Regions from separate parts of the Homo sapiens genome. Here region 1 is linked to region 2. Evidence: chromatin contacts called from ENCODE Hi-C or POLR2A ChIA-PET data. All regions are on one chromosome and are shown on one strand. Each heading gives the region's core, a stretch centred on a gene start or an enhancer-like site at or near the end of the contact. The rest is flanking DNA. Distances are from core to core; before and after follow the strand shown. Region 1 overlaps GAB2 (GRB2 associated binding protein 2). Region 2 overlaps GAB2 (GRB2 associated binding protein 2).

What was found. Hi-C counts contacts between places; a loop is a spot of excess contacts on that map. ChIA-PET counts read pairs that join two places held with the same protein, here RNA polymerase II (POLR2A). Pooled maps may share reads with other maps.
Region 1: a pooled map shows a loop between it and region 2 (2.3-fold over the local background). The contact joins two enhancer-like sites. A Hi-C loop is called at or near these places in 1 of 168 maps with a recorded cell type or tissue (Caco-2) and 2 of 50 pooled maps. POLR2A ChIA-PET finds 5 or more read pairs at or near these places in 5 of 52 experiments (Caco-2, GM10248, H1 and 2 more).

What each region holds. Positions count from the first base shown.
Region 1 is chr11:78,376,945-78,380,752 of GRCh38, forward strand. The region is part of intron 1 of GAB2 (GRB2 associated binding protein 2); the gene reads right to left. Among named protein-coding and RNA genes, the nearest start is that of GAB2, 39 kb to the right of the region's middle. Within about 2 kb of position 2,252, at least 3 of the 41 ENCODE cell types and tissues checked have a DNase peak (open chromatin) inside an H3K27ac peak, as active enhancers do.
Region 2 is chr11:78,226,617-78,230,491 of GRCh38, forward strand. GAB2 (GRB2 associated binding protein 2) reads right to left here. Exons shown (of 10, transcript NM_080491.3): 4 at 1-435. It also overlaps a transcript of USP35 not described here. Among named protein-coding and RNA genes, the nearest start is that of USP35, 40 kb to the left of the region's middle. Within about 2 kb of position 1,940, at least 3 of the 41 ENCODE cell types and tissues checked have a DNase peak (open chromatin) inside an H3K27ac peak, as active enhancers do.

The DNA.
Region 1 (3,808 bases), core at 1,002-3,501, 150 kb after region 2:
TTGTAAGAGCTGTTCATTTAAAAGTGTATGGCACCTCCTGCCACCCCGACTCTCTCAAGCTTGCCCCTGCTTTCGCTGTGTGATGTGCCTCTTCCCCTTTCATCTCCTGCCATGACTGAAAGCTCCCTGAGGCTTCACCAGAAGCTGAGCAGATGCCAGCAACATGCTTCTGGTAAAGCCTGCAGAACTGTAAACCAATTAAATCTATTTTCATTTTAAATTATCCAGTCTCAGGTATTTATTTCTAGCACTGCAAGAACAGCCTAATACACAGACATTTCTCACAGTTCTGGAGGCTGGGAAGTCCAGGATGAAGGAACTAGTAGGTCCAGTGTCTGGTGACGGCCCTTTTCCAGCTTTACAGAGGGCTGCCTTCTTGCTGTGTCCTCACATGGCAGAAAAAGGCGACTGGATGGAAGTTCTCTTGTGTGTGTTCACTTCTTATAAAGACACTAATCCCATCATGAGGGCTCTACTCTCATGACTCAATTTTCCCAAAGGCCCCATCTCCAAATTCTATCACACTGGGGATCAGAATTTCAATACATGGTTTTGGGGGGACACAAACATTGAGTCGGTAGCAGGGAGTACAGGGGACCGGCATGTTGACCAGGCAAGTTTAACTCACTTTATTTTGAAGAACGTGGTAGCAGCAGAAAAGCCTATTATGCTTTGGAGACAAGTGGACTCAGCTTTATATGGTCCTGGGCTAGTTTCTTAACTTGAGCTTGTTTCTGGCTGACATGAGAATATTATCTATCGCACAGTATTGTAGCAAAGATTAAATGAGATGCAATCGGCTCATACCTGCAAAGTTTACTTACTACGTAGTTAAGTACACAATAAAATTTACACTTCACTCTCTCTCCTACTTTCTTATTTTCCCTCCACCCTGCCAGAGATAAGGAGGATGAATCTGCTTCAGACAAAAAGCAAGTACTGAATAACTGGATACTTGTTTTACTATCCAGCACTGCTTCCCTTTCTCATGGAGGAAATTGCTTTCCACGAGATGCAAACATGATTCTGAGCGAAGCTGTCACTCATCCCTCTCCACACCTACCACGTGAGTGTCAGGTGAGGCACAGGTAGCTCTAGTCTGACTACCGTAGTTTCCAATTCCCTGGCCATAATGGCTCAGTCCAGGGGTAGAATTATGGCCCCAACTGTCAGTATCCTTCCCTAGGATTTTAAATTTGGAGTTCTAAAAGTAAGGACCTTGCCTTTTAGGTTACAGAGATGAGAGGACTGAGGGTTGCCAGTGATCTCCTTTCTTATCACCTATAGACAGCTTGCCTACAGGAAAAAAGAAAGCCAAACACAGACAAGCAGTATGAGATACAATGAGCGCCCTTGGGCCATTAAAATATGATTGTGTGCCCAAGGTCGCCTGGTATCTAGAAAATTTTCTTCCATTTTCTGAGCTTCCTTATTATCATACCATTACATTTCTATTTCTTGCTTAAATTTACCTGAGTTGGTTTTTGTCATTAGCAATTCCAAAAGTCCTTAAAACATGAATTTATATTTTATGTCAGACTTTTCTGCAAGGTGCTTTACAGTCAAGATCCCATTCAATTCTCATAGCAACCCTGATGTGAAGGCATTGGTTCTCTCTTTCTCCCTTCACCCTGACTGCATATCTGTGATGGTGTGAACTTCTTTGTAAGCCTAGGATCAGAGTACAGGATTCATAGTCACTTTTTTCTTTTTGTTCTTTTGTTTTGTTTCTTTGAAACAGGAGTCTTAATGCTCAGGCTTGTCTTGAACTCCTGGCCTCAAGCAATCCTCCTGCCTCCATCTCCCAAGTAGTTGGGATTATAACCACGAGCCACTGTGCCCCATAGACACTTCTTATATTTAACCAAATCATATGGCAGAATAGAGGCCTTATATCCACTTACCATACCAACTAGAATACACTCAGACTATACCTGCTTAGATCACATGCCCAATCCAAAATAATCATGGTGGCTGAGGGAATGCAATGTGCTAACTAGCCAAACCTGAAGCTTAGGATAGATGGAGCCAGCTTCCCCAGAATCACACAGATGTCTGAACACAAATTAAGGTGTTGCAAGGAAGGAGAAAGGAGATGAATTTAAGAGAAGCAATCAATAAGTGTTCGTTACATACAAGGAAAATTGGAATCAAGTTATTAAGATCATCCAGCTCTCTGAACCATCTGATCAGTAACTCCTCCTGTTCACATTACTTCCTGTTGTGACCTCACGCTTCTTCAGACTAATTTAAGACTGTGGTTCTCCAGAGGCTTCAGCTATTCTCCACAGAGAAGCTAGCTGATTTGTCATGACTTCTAATCACTCATCCTGAGTACCAAATTGAAATGCTGATTTGGCAAGATTATTAAAAGATCTCAAGGCACTTTCCAGAACATAAAAGACTTGGTTAAAAGTAAGTATCTCTTGAGTCAATTAAAATGTCCTTGGCTGTCTTTCTTGCCTTGGTTTCCTCCTTAGTAAGTGTAAATTCAAAATAACAGGGAAATAGATAAGGTAAAGCTTCTTTTTAGGAAAGGGTTTTCTCACACAGTTGACCGACAAGACAGATTTCCTACTGGCTGGACTGATAACAGTGAGCAAATGGGTCCTGATACCTTCACCATCCTATGATTTTCAACAAGCTACTATATTTCATTAATTCAAATTCAGTTCTATTTTAACATCAAAATCAGAATGTTTCCTACTGTTGAGAGTGTCTTACAGTTAAGCTGCAGTCAGGACACAGCTGTCATTGCCTGCACAAGAGTGTACTTGGTTGTCATGTCTGTCATTGTGACTGAACAAATACAACCCTGAACAAATAAATCAAGGGCCATTTTAAGGAGAAACATGAATTTCAGTAGTTGTGAGACTTTTTGCTAAGATCTTCTAGTAAGACCAAGAAAGTGCCAAAGTTGAAACTTGCAAAATACGTGTCAGTAACCTGAAAGAAAAATTTGAAGACAATGTTGAATCATTTTTAAGAAATGTTGCACCATCAATACTCTTGATGGCATGCAGGGCAGTTATTATGTAGGCAAATATGGACAATGAATTAAAAAGTGATTGAAAGCTAGAATTGATTATGAAGTAGTTTTAGAAATTTCTTTACCAATGTTTCATTTATACTTTTCTTTTTTGTGTATGCAAGAGAGTGCCGGACTATAAATCCATGTCCGCATAAGTCTACAAGCACTCTTTCAATAAGGTATTTATTCCCCTGCTTAGTGGAATATAAAATAATTGTGAATGACATTGAATGAGAACTTTTTTTTTTTTTGAGACGAAGTCTCGCTCTGTCGCCAGGCTGAAATGCAGTGGTGTGATCTCAGCTCACTGCAACCTCCGCCTCCCGGGTTCAAGTGATTCTGCCTCAGCCTCCCAAGTAGCTGGGACTACAGGTGCGTGCCACCATGCCCAGCTAATTTTTGTATTTTTAGTAGAGACAGGGGTTTCACCACGTTGGCCAGGATGGTCTCAATCTCTTGACCGCGTGATCCGCCTGCCTCGGCCTCCCAAAGTGCTGGGATTACAGGAATGAGAACATTTCTAAGGCCTCATTTGAAAATTGGGATGACAAAGACTCCCTAATAGCTGTAGAATAAAATGCAAATAAAACACAGCATTCAAAGGCCTCTATAACATTGCCTAAATCTACATTTTCCACTCTTGTCTCCTATCACACTTCCAAGTCCACTACACACTGTGAAATTAAATAATTCAAACTGAAAGCTATTGGAACTTTAAATTATTCGGAGCCTTGGGAGGAATGTGGCTATGCAGCCTGAGTCACATGTCATGCAGCT
Region 2 (3,875 bases), core at 690-3,189:
GGGGGAGCTATGGCTGAGTCCCCAGGAGTGGCCACTGTCATGGCATTGTGGTTTTTGTCCAGAGTGAATGTCCTAGGGATCTGGTAGGCTGAGAGTGGGGTGGCCGGAACATCCATATTGTCTACCAGGAGGTCCCCGAACTCCCTGCACAGGGTGTTGCTGGGCGTCTTGAAGGTGTACACATCCTCATTATCTGTCTCGGAGCCTGTGAGGCTGCCCTTGGTGTGGCCATGGGAGGCCAGGCTGCGGGGGAGGTCGTAGGTACTGTCTCTGAATTCTGTATTGTGCCGGCTCGGCTTGGGAAGGCTATAGAAGCCATGGACTTGACCACTGATCCCGTTGACACAGTGTCCATTGCCCTGGGCAAGTTTTTGTACAGCTGTGTCACTCCTCATGAGAAAAGAGGCTCTGGTGCCCTGAGAGAAGCTGGCACTCCTAAAAGAGAAAGAAGGGAAAGGGCAGGAGGGTGAGACAATTACTAGCTGTGTGACCTTGAGGCAAAGCACTTTCTCTTTCTATACTTTGGTTTAGGCATCTGTAAAATGGTGACTAAAAGCATATTTTGAAGGTTGTTCAGACTCTAGTATATGAATGTTTAAACAATGTTAGACTTCATCCGTCCCCCATCTCCAAATGGCAGTTAATAGCAGGGGTTATAACCCCCACTCCCTGAACAAGTATCAATAAGCCAGATGGATTGCCTATTTGTTCACTGTTTTAAGTACCGCAGAATATGCACATTCGAACACAAATGTTGTGAGACAGTGGAAAGAACCTTTAAGTTGATGACAGGAAACAGCAAACAAGTCATTTTACCTCTCTGAGTCTATTCTGCCACTGTGAAACTAGCCCATGGGTATTGATGTTGTAAGTTGAAAAGAATTATTTGGGTCAGGTGCAGTGTGCAGTGGCTCATGACTGTAATCCCTGCACTTTGGGAGGCTGAGGTGGGAGGTTCACTTGAGGCCAGGAGTTCAAGACCAGCCTGGGAACACAATAAGACTCCATTGCCACCAAAAAAAAAAAAAAAAGAACTAGCTGGGCAGGGTGCTGCACACCTGTAGTCCTAGCTTCTGGTGAGGCTAAGGGAGGAGGATCGCTTGAACCCAGAAGTTCGAAGTTAGAGTGAGCTATGATCGCACCACTGCATTCCAGTCTAGTAAACAGAATGAGACCCTGTTTCAAAAAAACACACGCCCCAACACAAACAAACAACAAACTATTCAAACGTAAGCTCTAGATTTATTTTCTACCATGATTTATGGTTGGTTAAGAGGCATTTTGAGGGGAAAGATCTCTTTCCAGAGACCTAGAAATCTATATGAAGAATGGTTTCCTGTTTGGGAACTATATATAGAAAAAGTTTTGATTAGTACATTTTTAAATTTAGGTTTTGGGCAATAAGGCAAGCAGTAAAAAGAGAAGAGAAACAAGAGGGGAGACTTGTGTTAGGTTCCAGTACTGCTACTGATACGTGCTGTGTGTATCACCAAGCCTCCTCTCTCAGGTGGGACCTAGTACGTCACAATGATTTCTAAGGGCCCATCTGGCCCCGATGCTCTACAAGCCCTTCGTTTCACAAGAGTGGTTTTCAAACTAGATTCCAGGTTCTCTGTAAGTGCTTTGGGAAATTGGAGGGTGAGGTTCTGAGCAAGCAGGGATTTAGGTCTGCTTCTTTAGCTTGTGTATGATTCTTCATAGGATTTCACTTGGGGAAAAAAAGAATCAATCCTTTGTAGCAGGGATTCTAAGCCTTTTGGAGGCTATAGGAGTTTTTAAGATTCTGGTCAAAAGCTCTTGGAGTGTCTCATCAGAAAAGGCAAATCTCGTATACATATAAACTTGTTGGGGCTGTAATACATAATAGCCCTCTGAGGCCAATCCCTGGACCTTTTGCCTTATAGAAGCTCTCTCAGCTCCTGAGGAGTTTGTTATTTACAGATGTGGCCACCAGATGGTGTTAGAAAATAGGGGCCAGAGCTTAGAAAGAGGAAACAGGTGTGTAAAGCCAGGCTTCCTCTCATGTAAACTGTACCCACCATGATGGCTAGGAATTCCAGGTCAGTCTCCAAACCTTCACTGATGCTCCTCCTTGGGCCTCTGCACTCCTCCTCCCTTTCTGTTCCATTCCAGACACATAACCAAGCCAACAGCCATGGGCTTGGATGATTGAACATCTAGGCTTTAGATAATGTAGTGCTTAGGGAAGAGGACGGGGGTGGCGGGGGGAGCGAATGGTAGACATAAGGTGTTAATGTTGTATGCATTTTTTTGGTGCCTTTCATTTTGCTTTTTTTGGAATTTCCAACTCTCTGTTGGATGCTCCCATCTGGATTTGTTCATTTTACATTTACTGATGTCCTAATTTCCATCTGGGCCAGGCAAAAGGGATACAGAGATGCCACCTGCCCAGTGAGGGGTGGTCTGGGAATGTCACAGTAGGGCAGGAGATGACATGGATGCAAATCATTACAGTCAAGTAGGGGTGAGTATGTAGCTGCTGACAGTTGGTATCAGCCCTTGCTGGGGGTGGTGGTAGACAATGTCAGGGAAGCCTCCTTCAGAGATGTTTTATCTTGAGTGAGTCTGGAAGGATGAGCCACAACTGGCCAGGCAGAAGGCAGGAGAAGGGAAATGGTGTTCTAGTTGAAGGCTCAAAGATGTAGAACACAACCTGGCAAGTTCTAGAAACTCGAAGCTGCTCAGGCTGCAGCAAGCACATTAGAAGGCAGGGCTGAGAGAAGACACTGGAGGCCAGGCCAGGACTAAAGGGAACGGGGAGCCTCTGAAGGATTTCAAGGTGGGGATGGGGTTGCAAGAGCATCACAGGCACCCTGCAATAACCTTCAACATACTCAAGAATGAACTCATCATCTTCCTCTGGAACTCTTCTCCTCCTGCCTCTCTTATTTTGGGAATGGCAACAGTTACTCAAGCCAGAAACCTGGGAGTCACCCACATTATGATTTCTGCCCAGGGCCTCTCTGATCCTTCCATCCTACTAATATTTACTTTCCTAACTTCCCAGTGTAAACATTTTCAACACCGCCTCAATGCTTCAGGATTAAGCCCAAACTCCTAGGTTTATCCCAACTCATCTCACCAATCTTTTCTCTTTAGTTCCCTTTTCCACTCTAGGATCCAAACCAAACTTTGCAGTGTTCCCTGTGTGCCCCAGTTAGTCAAGCATTGGGCTTTGCTGCATTGTTGGGCTGTGTCTGGAAGGCTTCTTACCTCAATCTGGCAAGTTCCTACTCCATTTATCCTTCAAACTCATCTCAGAAGACACATTTTTTAAGGCCATTCTTACATCCTCTACCTCTAAGCATTGCTTAACTTAATCACTTGCTTAACTTTGTTCTTGGAGCAGGTAGCAAGTGTTACCTATATTAGGCACCATTACTACTTATCTCTGCCAACAGACTGTGATTTCCTTGAGGAAAGAAACTGTGTCTTACTCATTTTTCTCTCCTTAGCACCTAGGTTAATGCTTGTTGCATTATAAATAATGAATAAACGTTTGTTGTAAGTAAGCAAATGAATAAACAAACGTATGTTGCTGCTATCCCTTTTCCTGGGCTTGGCCCAAACCTTCTGATCAGCAGATCAAAGCCCTTCCTCTGTAGAACCCACTAGCTTACGTTCCAACTTCCCTCTACCCCGGCATCCTCCTGTCTCGCTCACAGAACTACTCACTCATCCCTAAACATGTCCTGTGTAGTCTAAACTTCAGCCCTGGTCTTGCATTACTCACCTCCCTGTGGAACGCTTCCTTGATACATCAACACCTTACACAAAGTCCACAAGAAGCCTTTTCACTCTACAAAGGTATTACAGGTCCCTAATTCTCCTTTTTATGGTAATCATTCCTTCCT